Linked DNA regions of Homo sapiens: region 2 is linked to region 1. A link is a loop called in an ENCODE intact Hi-C map of the cell type or tissue named here. Cell type or tissue: HCT116. All regions are shown on one strand. Each heading gives the region's core, and the rest is flanking DNA. Links, peaks and the distances in the headings are about the cores only.

The links. Hi-C counts contacts between places; a loop is a spot of excess contacts. Peaks named below come from ENCODE experiments on the same cell type or tissue, not always from the same donor. Only the 100,000 strongest peaks of a DNase experiment are listed, where the experiment ranks them.
Region 2: a loop joins it to region 1, with 5 times the contacts of the local background. A loop is called at or near these places in 17 of 110 quality-filtered maps.

Annotation. Positions count from the first base shown.
Region 1 is chr6:2,786,906-2,795,067 of GRCh38, reverse strand. LOC124901241 (a long non-coding RNA gene) reads left to right here. Exons shown (of 3, transcript XR_007059408.1): 3 at 3,582-3,877. It overlaps WRNIP1 (WRN helicase interacting protein 1), which reads right to left. Exons shown (of 7, transcript NM_020135.3): 7 at 8,116-8,162. Among named protein-coding and RNA genes, the nearest start is that of WRNIP1, 26 kb to the right of the region's middle. RefSeq lists a silencer at 3,539-3,833 and an enhancer at 3,539-3,833. In HCT116, for the core only: a CTCF peak has its summit at 3,713 (motif pointing left); DNase peaks (open chromatin) are centred at 2,486 and 3,687; H3K27ac peaks cover 736 bases.
Region 2 is chr6:3,054,783-3,059,908 of GRCh38, reverse strand. It overlaps LOC124901242 (a long non-coding RNA gene), which reads right to left and starts at 4,821. Exons shown (of 2, transcript XR_007059409.1): 1 at 3,885-4,821; 2 at 2,552-3,410. RefSeq lists an enhancer at 4,582-5,126. In HCT116, for the core only: a CTCF peak has its summit at 3,715 (motif pointing right); no DNase peak of the experiment used is centred there.

The sequences.
Region 1 (8,162 bases), core at 2,434-4,933:
CCTCCCAGGTTCAAGCAATTCTCCTGCCTCAACCTCCTGAGTAGCTGGGATTACAGGTGCACGCCACCATGGCTGGCTAATTTTCGTATTTTTAGTAGAGACAGGGTTTCACCATGTTGGTCAGGTTGGTCTCGAACTCCTGACCTCACGATCCACCCGCCTCAGCAACAACAATGTATTTTTAAACTGCATGAGTTTGTAGAGATTATTGTAATCTATCCTCCTTTAAGAGATAAGGAAACTGAGGCTTAGAGAGGCTGAAATACTATGATCCAGAAGTTGTCCAAATCTGTTTTATGATTTATGACCTTAAGCACGTTAATTATATTTTAAAATTCTACTTCATTAAAACATCATGGGAAGGTACAGCAACACGACATTTGCAATGAGGTTATTGCATAAACAATCATAAGGCAGAAGGGATGTGAATCCTGTTTTTAGTGCACTAGTAGGAAATTCATACCACATCCTAAGCTACTCCAGTCATTCCACTGTGCAAACCAGAGCATGAAAAATGATCTCGGCTCATGACTAATCCACTGCCCTGAGCCTGGGGACGTTCACACCTACACTATCTGTGACATGGAATTGTCTATTCTTGAAAAGCATCGTCTTCTGTAGCGGGGAAAGTCAGTTAAGCAATTACTTGCTGAAAAGCTACTAGGAGCCAAACATTGTGGAATGAACATGACTATGACTATGCTTGCCCTCAGAAGGCTTATAACCCACAGCCAAAAAGACAGAACCTATGCAGTGTGATGTGAGCAGAGGAAGGAGAGACTTAATGAAGTGGATGGTTAGGTGAAGACTTCACATTTTTTTTATAGATCATGGGGGCAGAATTTCAAAAAAATTAGAGAATGGAAGAAATATGGAATTCTAATTCAGATAGTTTCTGCTTCAAAGTTGGCTAGTCATACAGATGGCAGTTGAGTAACTTCATGCAGAGTAAAGAAATACCACACCCAGGACTTTGCAGGTTGCTCAAGCAGATGGCCACATGGACCCTGGCTTCCTCAGAGCCTACTGTGACTAGAGCACAACCAGTACAAGTGACAAGAGACCCGCCCCATGTGTGCACTTGCTACTCAAGCTTCTGACATTCACCATTCCCCACACTTGGGGAATCTCATACCAGAAAGTCTATTCTTGGCCCAACAGACTTTCTGTTCCACTGTACTTGTCTCAACTACCTGCAACAGTGAGGAGGCGATGAGACAGGTAGAGAATTTGCAGGCTACGGAGTGGAATTCGTATATTTTATTCCTCAGTAAGGAGCCAAATGAGTAAGAAGGCGTGTTTTCACCGGAAGCCACAAGCTAAAGCAAAATAGGCAAGAAGCATAAACGGACTTGCTCAAAAGCCTCTCTCTTTCCTCAGAGCCCAGCTAGCCCACGTGTGCCTTTGTGAGACAGAAAAAGACATCCTCTCCTCTGGATTTCTGCCTGCTCACTGTCGGCCCTCAGCCAGGCCCCCTGGGCCTTGCCCTGCCCACACAGCCACACAGCAGCCATGTTCCCCACCCATGCAGCAATTTCAAGTGTGGATGACAAACACCTGGAGAGAAGCAGCAGCTGGTGTCAGAAGGAATGACAGGGGAGGGGGACAAAGGAGGCAAGCCCAGGTGGCATGGAGACTCAGGACCTCCTTAAGGCCTCATAAGTCACTGAATGTGTTTAGAGCAAGGAAGAAAAGATAAATGACAGCTACAGGTAGAGAGGCAGGAGATGAGTCTGAAAAGAGCCTGTTTGCCACCAAAAACTTATTTCTAGGCTATTGATGGCAGGTCACATAGCACGGTGAAGTTGTTCTCAAAGTGTGGTCCGTGTGGACCAGCCCCGTTAGCACCACCTGAGAACTTATAGTTGGAAACACAAATTCTTAGGCCCCATTGAAGATGGACTGAATTAGAAATTCTGGGATTTTTAGCGAGTCCTCCAGGTGATTCTGATGCATGTAAGAACCTGGAGCCACTGGCAAGGTGGCCGGGCAGGGCCGGCTCTGGGGGTTTCCATCCTGCTGACTCTCAGGAAGTCACTTTGCCATCTTAAGTTGTGTGCGCCTTTTCTCCATGTAAAATAGACGTACTAACAGCACCGGCTTATATAGTCTTTTTGGAAATTGAGATCACATATGGAAAACATTTTGCATGGTGCCCAGCATATGGCAGGCAGGGAATACATGTTTGCAATTACTGCTGCCAGCCAAAATGAAGCAGCAAGTGTGCTTGGAAGACTGCAGGCCTCCGCAGTCCCCAAGTTCAGCCTGTCCCCTGAGCGAAGAAAATGAAAGAGATGCAGGCTGGCGTCCAGGGAGAGCCCAGAGGGAGAGAGCAGTGCCCGGTCCATAACCACCTAAGGCCCTGGAACACCACAATGGCTCAGAGCCCAGGTGAGCAATAGCACCTGGGGCTGCACAGCGCTGGGCTGGGAAGCTTAGCCTGAGGGCTCAGCGCAGGCTTTGAGAGGAAAGCGATGCTTGAACTGGGGTGGGGAGAATGAGTCATGGCAATACCCAGCATGTATGGACTGTGTGCCGGACATGACTTTGAGCAATGCCAGATTTGAATCATGTAATCTCCATTGTGATTAAGTAATATTTTGATACCCATTTTAAAGATGAGGGAAAAGAAAATAACCTTGACCAAGGTCACGGGGTGAGGTGGCTCAGATAGGATTTGAACCCGAGCAGACAGACTCCTGGACCCACGCACCTCACCAAGTGTGGTTGGCTAGCGAGCCGAAAGAACCCTGGAGGCAGGGTGCTGAAGGAGGGGAGAGTGGTGTGAGGCTCTCTGTTTCTCTTATTAAATCCAGTTCTAGGCCGGGCACGGTGGCTCATGCCTGTAATCCCAGCACTTTGGGAGGCTGAGGTGGGTGAATCACCTGAGGTCAGGAGTTCGAGACCAGCCTGACCAACATGGTGAAACCCTGTCTCTACTAAAAATACAAAAATGAGCTGGGCATGGTGGCAGGTGCCTGTAATTCCAGCTACTCGGGAGGCTGAGGCAGGAGAACTGCTTGAATCTGGGAGGCAGAGGTTGCAGTGAGCCGAGATTGCACCACTGCACTCTAGCCTGGGCGACAGAGTGAGACTCCATCTCAAAAATAAAATAAAATATAATAAATAAATCCAGCTACTAGGTGTCTGGTGTGTCCTACCCTCTGTGGATGGCACGGCTGGTGGGGTGCACCACCGGAAGGGTGCAGCTCCCTGGTGGTGGCTCCAACTCAACCATGAAAAGTCATACGCTAAGAGACTAATTCTGCATGTAAGAAATCATGTGAGGGGGTGAGAAACAGCAAGCTATAAACAGATGGTGTAGTCATACATACACACACACACACACACACACACACACACACTCATTGGAAAAAATTCCCAAAGGACATACACTAAAATGTTTACAGTGGTTATCACTGAGAAAAAATATTAAATGTTAAAGTTGATTTTTACTATCTTTTATCTGCTTTTTTTTTTTTTTGCATCTGCTCCTGTACCTATGTGCAATGATCATGTATTACTTTTGCAATCAGACAAATACATAAGCTCTACTTTAAAACTGTTTATTTATCTACCAGGTTAACGACAAATACTGAAACTCAGTCTTGGCCTGAACCTGGTGACCTGGAGCTGGTGGAAGGCCTGGTGAGAGACAGCTCAGACACTGGCTCACTCTTTCCTGGCTGAAGCCTGACTCCTGGTGGACAGAAACATCAGCGACAGACTTCTATTTTCAAACGTCTACATACACATCTTAGGGAAAGTTTATTTATCCCCTCATTTTGTCATTCAACAAATATGTACTGATCACATTCTACATGCCAAGCATGATGGGAATGTAAAAATAAATTTGAGATGACGTCTTTGAGGAAAACGGCTTCTCTCTACTTTCGTTCGCATTTTCTTGTGTTTCAATAGTAGGGTATAGTGTGGTAGTTTTCTTCATGTAAGTCCTACTCCTCAGTTACAATTCAGTTTCTTTCCAGGTTGCTACTGAGAATGGAATATTCTTCTTGGTGTCTTTTCTGATTACAGTAGTGGCCCGGAAGCTATGGATTTTCATGGGTTGTTTCCATGTGGCCACTTTACTGGACTGTTAGCTGTTCGGACTCTTCTTCTTGGCTCTCAAGGTATACAATCACACAGAAAGAATTTTGTTTCTCCTAAAATAGAGCAGTAGTAGTTCTCATTTCAGAGATCTGTGCACACTGGGTATTCTCCACCCTTCTCGCCTGGCTTTTTAACCAGGGAAACTTCTGGTTGGTCCTGCTAGTGGGAGGGACTGGCAGGAGATGAGGGCAAGAGAGAGAGGATTCAGACCATGCATTTCCTTCTCCTACCCCCAGGTTCCCTACTCAAGAGGTGCAGCAGCTGCTGAGTTCTTTGCCTCCACTCAGGGCCGCAGTTCCTGTCTGAAGGCTGCCGGCCACCTCCTGCTCTCCCAGGGCTCCCTGCCTGCTCCCACCCCTTGCCTCTCAGGCCTTGCCAGGGAATTGCTTCTCACCTTGTGTTGGTCCCCTGAACCTCCCCTATACCTCTCTAATACTTGTGATCCCTGATTAAAAGTTTCTCAGTGGCCTGAGGGGATCATCTGCATCCTCCCCGGAGCCTGACTGGCTTTAGAGCTTCAAAACATTTAGTTTTAAATGATTGGTTTTTATGAAGATTTGTTAACTCTATTAAAAATATTTACTTCTGTTTGGTTTCTGCTTAAGTTATAAATGCCTTTGTGGGCTCAAACTGCCTGGAACTGCATCTATGAATGTGTAGTAGTGCTTTCAAACTGTAGTCGCTACACAAAGGTTAATTCATCAAAAAGTAAGAGATCCATGGCATTTATATGAAAGTATAGGAAAATCATCCTTTCTAATATAACATCAGTATCAAAAGGCCGGTTCTCTCATTTGGAATTAATTGATAACATTGTCCAGGTTTGATGACTTGTATCTGGAAAAGATGAGTTAACATCCATTCTTGTTGTAACAATTGGAACAAATCTCTGCAAGTCACTATTCTTACTGTTCTTAAACTCAGGTTTGGCTGTTATGAGGGTGAACAAAACTACCAAATACACTTGGAACATAAGGAATAAATTGTGTTTGGTGGTTATGTTGCTTTTTCAGAATCAGTACATAACTTGTGATATTTATTTATTTACTTATTTATTATTATTTTTTAAGATGGAGTCTCACTCTGTCACCTAGCCTGGAGTGCAGTGGCGCGATCTCGGCTCACTGCAACCTCCACCTCCCAGGTTCAAGCGATTCTCCTGCCTCAGGCTCCTGAGTAGCTGAGATTACAGGTGTGCGCCACCACACCCAGCCAATTTTTATATACTTAATAGAAACGACGTTTCACCATGTTGCCCAGGCTGGTCTCAAACTCCTGATCTCAAGTGACCTGCCCGCCTCAGCCTCCCAAAGTGCTGGGATTACAGGTGTGTGCCACCGCACCTGGCCCATAACTTGTGGTATTTAAATGGCATCATATGGAAGGGCTGCCCCCAATTGTTGAATACTACTGTAAACAGGCAAGAGATGTGCCTCCCTCACCAGAAACTCTGACTCACTGCATTAGTTTTTCCCAGGGTTTAGCTAATGGTGTAAACTTTCAGTCATGCTCACTGTGGTATGTGAGAGGTATTCATTCAGGCAGTGAATATCTGCTTTAAAAACTTTAAAAATCTGCTTTCACAAAATAAGATTCTTTGAAACCAAAAAACAAGCATTTGCAAACTTTCAAGCTTGATTTTACAGTTACAGAAAGTTGGCTGCTCAGTGCCCCGCTGCTGGATACAGCAGAAAGTGTGCTGCAGGCTCTCCCCAGCACCGCGTGCTCCAGCACAGGCCCCGTGTCCGCGTTACACACTGTGTTCAGGGCCGCATGTCTAATAGGATGATGGATCTCAAAAAGCCCTCATCACTTATCTGTTGGCTTGAGTTACGATGCTCACATATCGTCCTGGCATAAATTCACACCTGTGCCTTGACCACCACTGGGATCCGTCCCTTGGGAAACTGGCAGGAGTGAGTCATGACGGAAAAGCTTGTTGAGGAGTTAATGTCACCTCCGGTTACATCACAAGCACACTTCTTATTTGGAAGTAACTCCATCCCCCAACAAAAATTTTTTTTTTTTTTTTTTTTTTGAGACGGAGTCTCGCTCTGTCGCCCAGGCTGGACTGCGGACTGCAGTGGCGCAATCTCGGCTCACTGCAAGCTCCGCTTCCCGGGTTCACGCCATTCTCCTGCCTTAGCCTCCCGAGTAGCTGGGACTACAGGCGCCCGCCACCGCGCCCGGCTAATTTTTTGTATTTTTAGTAGAGACGGGGTTTCACCTTGTTAGCCAGGATGGTCTCGATCTCCTGACCTCGTGATCCACCTGCCTTGGCCTCCCAAAGTGCTGGGATTACAGGTGTGAGCCACCACGCCTGGCCTGTAAAAATGTTATTTTTAAAGAATCAAAATTGGCCAGGCACAGTGGCTCATGCCTGTAATCCTAGCATTTTGGGAGGCTGAGGCAGGCGGATTGCCTGAGCTCAGGAGTTCGAGACCAGCCTGGGCAAGACAGTAAAACCTTGTCTTTACTAAAATACAAAAAAATTAGCCAGGCGTGGTGGTGTGTGCCTGTAGTCCCAGCTACTCAGGAGGCTGAGGCAGGAGAAGTGCTTGAACCCAGGAGGTGGAGGTTGCAGTGAGCCGAGATCGCGTCATTGCACTCCAGCCTGGGCAAAAGAGCACAAGCCTCCGTCTCCAAAAAAAAAAAAAAAAAAATCAAGAAAAAACTGGGCTATACATTTCTTAATGAAATACTAGTAAAGATAATGGATTGGACCCACATGTGATTTTATTTCCTCCTAAGCCTCCACCAAAAATACAGTAAAGGAATCCTTAAAATCCATCAATCCTTGAAAGTGAGGAGAACAAGTGAGATAATGGCAACATGATGCTGGAGGTGGAAACATGGCGGGCAAATGGTAACTGACCTGGCAAGTCGAGTGGGGAATGCCAAGGCATCAACGTGGCAGACGTCTCAGAGGCTTGGGAGGTGGCAGCAGGTAAGGAAGAGGAAGATGGGTCTCCAGACACCCTCTCCTACTCCAGGCCAGGGGAAGATCTCTGAACCAGAGGGGCCCAGATAGAGCCAGGGGCTTGGGTACCATTTCAGTCAGAAGATCAAAGTGGTAGGCACATACTGAGTGATGTATGACGACTTTCCTCTTTCCCCACCTGGCGCTGAGAACGCAGGGAGCCATGCCTTGACCTACTTGACTGAAAAGATGAGCCTGACCCTACCTACCGTCTAGTCCCAACACTGCGGCAAGGGATCCCTATAACATCAAAGTCTCATCATGACACTCTTTGAGGGAAACCTTGAGTAAAAGCCAAAGTCCTTCCCATGACCTAAAAGGTCCCACCTTATCTGAAGCTCCATGATCCTCGGCCTCGACTTCTACCACTCTTTCCTCCCCTCCGGCTAGACTGGTCTCCTTACTGGATGCTGAACCCACCCAGCCTTCCATCCTCCCTCGGCGCCTTTGCACTTGCTTTTCCCTCTGCCTGGGATGATCCTTTCCCGGGTGTCTGAAAGGCACATTCACTTCCTTGAAGTCTTGACTCAAACACTTTCTTGGTGAGATCCACCTTGGCTACTCTACTAAAACTGCACCCATACCTCCCCTTTCCATATTCAATCTTTCATTCATTTTCTCCTTAGCATAGCACTTATCACTATTTGGCATATTAACATATTATTTTTCATACCATAGGCTTTAAGAACACAGAATTTTTGGTCTCTTCTGCTCACTGATGTGTTTTAACATCAACAAGAATGCTCAGCATAAAACAGGCACTCAATATTTATTGAGGCCGGGCGCGGTGGCTCACGCCTGTCATCCCAGCACTTTGGGAGGCTGAGGTGGGTGGATCACCCGAGGTCAGGAGTTCGAGACCAGCCTGACCAACATGGTGAAACCCCCGTCTCTACTAAAAATACAAAAATTAGCCTTGTGTGGTGGTGTGCGCCTGTAATCCCAACTACTTGGGAGGCTGAGGCAGGAGAATCGCTTGAACCTGGGAGGTGGAGGTTGCAGTGAGCCGAGATCGCATCATTGCCCTCCAGCCTGGGAAAAAGAGCAAGAGTTGGTCTCATAAATAAAT
Region 2 (5,126 bases), core at 2,608-5,107, 260 kb before region 1:
GCTGTAGAATGGACGTTGTGTTAGCAGGCATGAAAACAGCATTCATCTCCTTGTACGTCTCCGTCAGAGCTCTTGGGTAATCAGGTGCATTGTCAATGAGCAGTAATATTTTGAAAGGAATCTTTTTTTCTGAACAGTGAGTCTCAACAGTGGACTTAAAATACTCAGTAACCTATGCTGTAAAGAGACATGCTGTCACCCAGGCTTGGTGGTTCCACTGAGAGCACAGGCAGAGTAGGTTTAGCATAATTCTTAAAGCCCTAAGATTTTCAGTATGGTAAATGAGCATTGGTCTCAACTTAAAGTCACCAACTGCATTAGCCCCTAACAACAGAGTCAGCCTATCCTTTGAAGCTTTGAAGCCAGGCATTGACTTTTCCTCTCTAGCTATGGAAGTCCTAGGTGGCATCTTCTTCCAATAGAAGGCTGTTTTATCTACATTGAAAATCTGTTTAGTGTAGCCACCTTCATCAATGATCTTAGCTAGATCTTCTGGATAACTTGGTGCAGCTTCTCCATCAGCACTTCCTGCTTCACATTGCACTTTTATGTTACAGAGATGCCTTCTTCCCTTAAACCTCATGAACCAAGAACCAACCTCTGCTAGCTTCCAACTTTTCTTCTGCAATTTCCTCACTTCTCTCATCCTGCATAGGATTGAAGAGAGTTGGGGCCTTGCTCTGGATTCGGCTTTGGCTGAAGGGAGTTCTGTGGCTGGTTTGATCTATACAGACCACTTAAATTTTCCCCATGTCAGCAATAAGGCTGTTTTACTTATCATTCATGTGTTCACTAAAGCAGCACTTTTAATTTCCTTCAATAACTTTTTCTTTCATTCACAACTTGGCAGCTTGTTTGGTGCAAGAGGTCTTGCTTATGGCTTATCTTGGCTTTTGACATGTCTTCCTAACTTTAATCGTCTTTCACTTTTGATTTAAAGTGACAGGCATGCAACTCTTCCTTTTATTTGAAGATTTAAAGGTCATTATAGGGTTGGTTCTTCACTACCCTAATTTAAATATTGTTGTGTTGTCTCAAAGAATTTGGGAGAGGGAGAGAGATGGGAAATGACTGCTCACTGGAGCAGTCAGAACACACACAACATTTATCCATTAAGTTTGTCAACGTATATGGGTTTAGTTTGTGGCACCCCAAAACAATTATAGTAGTAACATCCCGGATCACTGTAACAGATGTAATAATAATGACAATGTCTGAAATATTGTGAGAATTACCAAAACGTAACACAGAGACAAGAAATGAGCACATGCTGTTGGAAAAATGGTCCCAAAATCCTGCTTGACACAGTTGCCACAGACCTTCAATATGTGAAAAACACAATATCTTTGAATTGCGCTAAAGCAAAATGCAATGAAATGAGGGATGTCTGTATAAGACAAAGAGAAAATCATAAAAGCAGCAAGACATGTACAAGGGATCCTCAATAAACTCATATGTCTATGGCCAAGGGTGCCAAGCAGTATTCAATTCAGGGAAGAATAGTCTTCAACAGATGATATGGAAGGACTGTATTTCCACATGCAAGAGTAAAGTTAGACCCTGCTTCACACCGTATTAAAAAAACCCTCACAAGCAATGAACTAAATATAAAAACTAAAATCATAAAATTCTTAGGAGAAAACATAGAAGCAAATCTTCATAATTTTGGGTTTGGTAATAGGCTCTTAGATATGATAGCAAAATCTCTTGCAAAACAACAATGAAAAAACAAAAAGAAACAAAATCCACTGGGAGTAATCTTCATTAAAATCTGAAATTTTGTGTATCAAAGGATATTATCAAGAAAGACAACCTACAGAGTGAAGGAACATTTTTGCAAATCATATAGCTGATAAATTCAGAATATAAAGAACTTCTACAACTCAACAATGAATAGGCAAACAATCCAATTAAAGTATAAGCAAAGGACTTGGATAGACATTTCTCCAAGGAAGGTATACAAATGGCCAGTAAATGCATGAAAAGACGATTCAAGTCATTAGTCATTAGGGAAATGCAAATCAAAAACCCAATGAAATACCACATCACATCTGCTAGGATGGCTATAATTTAGGGGAAAAAAAGCAACATAATAAATGCTGGTGAAAATATGGAGAAATTGGAACCCTCATACATTGTTGGTGGGAATGTAAAATTGCACAGACACTGCGAAATACATTTTGGCTATTCCTCAAAAAGCTAAACATAGGATGACGATAGAATTGTTATAACAATTCCATTCCTCGGTAGATACCCACAGTATTAAGCGCAGGGAGTCACACAGATACATATATGCCAAGAATCATTGGTGCATTATTCACAAATCTCAAACGACCCGTGCATTTTTAATATTCGGCCACAAAGAAGTGAAATTCTGACTCATATTACAACATTGATGAAACTTGCCAACAAGGTTTTCAAGGGAAATAAGCTGACTGTAAAGGCCCATTTTGTAGGATTCCACTTATACGAAGTACATGGGACAGACAAATCATAGAGACAGAAAGTAGATTAGAGGCTACCGGTAATGAAAGGAGGGGGGAATGGGAAGTTATTTTACAATGAGTACCGTGTTTTTATTTGTTCTGTTGAAAAATGTTTTGGAAATAAATAGCAGGAAAGGTTGCACAACATAGTCGATGTAATTAATGCTTCTGAACTGTCCACTTAAAAATGGATAAAACAGCATATCTTATGTTGTACATATTTGACTACACAAAAACAAAGTTTAAAAGTACAAAAAACTCTGTTATTAAGAGTCAGTTTCCCAAAGGGATGGAGATGCTGGTAACAGAAGGGAAAGAAATCTCATCAAATAAAAAAAAGCAATGTCCTCTTCAGGAGGTGGCTCAGCTAGTTTAGCTTTACCTTAGCACCATGATGGTTCATTTTATTCAGAAATAGAAACATGGGGCGTTGGGGAGAAGAGGAGATGTGTACCTGCCTCACCTGCCTCCCTGCCCAGAATGCCGACTCCGACTCTTGCTTTCCACTAAGGCTGGGGATTAAATGAAAATTGAGAATCTGGAAACCCCCAGAGATGATGTTTGTCGTTGGAGCTGATTTTATCTCGTCTTAGTAGCGTGACCTCCTCTTCAAACTCAGGATGCAATTATGGTCAATCTCATCAGTGTGCAGTAATTGCTCAGCCCCAATACCAGATTAGCAGGAAGTTCTGTTATTTTCCTTTTGAGGACGGGCTCCTACTGAACTGTCCTAGAATCTACCACCATTCAACTCACACCACTCAAAAGACCCAGGGAACGGCCAGGCGCGGTGGCTCCCGCCTGTAATCCCAGCACTTTGGGAGGCCGAGGCGGGCGGCTTCGAGGATCAGGAGGATCACGAGGCGGATCACGAGGTCAGGAGATCGAGACCATCCTGGCTAACACGGTGAAACTCCGTCTCTACTAAAAAAAAAAAAAAAAAATTTAGCCCGGCGTGGTGGCGGGCGCCTGTAGTCCCAGCTACTCGGGAGGCTGAGGCAGGAGAATGGCGTGAACCCGGGAGGCGGAGCTTGCAGTGAGCCGAGATCGCGCCACTGCACTCCAGCCTGGGCCAGAGCGAGACTCTGTCTCAAAAACAAAAACAAAAACAAAAACAACAAAAAAAGACCCAGGGAACTAGGCCAGTCCAGCTCCCAACCCCAAGCAGGGAGCAACTTGCTCAGTCCACGTTGTGATAGCTCCTCGCTGCCACAAGGTGGTGATGTTGCATCACACACGCGCATGATGGGCGCGCAGGCGCCAATGCTCCCAGGACCTGCTGTTCCATTCCTAAATGAAAGTTGTTCCCAGGATCTGGACTCACAAGACAAGGCAGCCTGTTCCCTGCTGGGGAGCTCAGGGGCAAGAGGGCATCTCGGAGGGAGGGCACATTCTCACCTCTGAAGACAAGGAGAACATCATCAGCACATAGACCAATCCCAGCAGTGCACCTTAGGATGGGGGCCACTGTGAGTTACAGCAAAATGAACGAATGAATGAACCAATAAATGTCTGAGAGGGAAAGTCCCAACGACCCTCAGGAGGTGCAATCAAGAGTTGCAGTTATTTTCGTTAGGAACGTTCTAAACCACAGGGGAAACCTTCCTTCCTTCTGCTCTATCGTTGGAGTGGGACATCAGTGTTTCTGGTCTCTATTTCCGGGACACCAGAAATCAAGGTATAGAGTTTGGAGAGGGGTCTTGGGGAGGTCACAGTGGCAGGTGACTGCCAAATGAGGGGGCAGAAGCCAGCAAACACTAGAAAAAAAGACAATCGGCCTAAACTGTTCACCAGCACCGCCCTCCCAACCCCCAACTGGCTCTGTTTCCAAGACTTTCCATTTTCTAGCCATTTCCTTGTCCTTAAACCACTTTCCTTTAATCGAACTTTTTCTTTGGAGCCATGCACCCAAGGACTATGGCCTGTCCTTGGGAATTATAGGGAATTCCTGTTGTATGTGAAATTTTCCACCGATTTAAGAATCTTTGGAAAGCTTTACTACAATATCCTGGTCCATTGTCAGTTTTGATTTTTTCTGGAACTCCCATGACAGCAAAACAAGACAATAAACGTTTTTTAACATGGGAAGTACTTTCTCCTGTCTGGCAAGCTGCCCATATGAAATGTGAATAAGTATCAACTGTTACATGAACATATGACAATCTTCCAAATGAAGGGACATGCGTGACATCCATTTGCCATAATGCATTAGGACACAGACCTCTGGGATTAACTCCTGCCTCTTGAGTGGGCAGGTGTAAGACTTAACACTGGGGAGAAACCTTGGACAATACCTGGCTTTCCTAGGCAGAGGACCCTGCGGCCTTCCACAGTGTTTGCGTCCCTGGGTACTTGAGATGAGGGAGTGGTGATGACTCTTAAGGAGCATGCTGCCTTCAAGCATTTGTTTAACAAAGCACATCTTGCACCGCCCTTAATCCATTTAACCCTGAGTTTGACACGCACATGTTTCAGAGAGCACGGGGTTGGGGGTAACGTCATAGATTAACAGAATCTCAAGGCAGAAGAATTTTTCTTAGTACAGCACAAAATGGAGTCTCCTATGTCTACTTCTTTCTACACAGACACAGTAACAATCTGATCTATCTTGCTTTTCCCCCCACCGCCCTCCCAACCCCC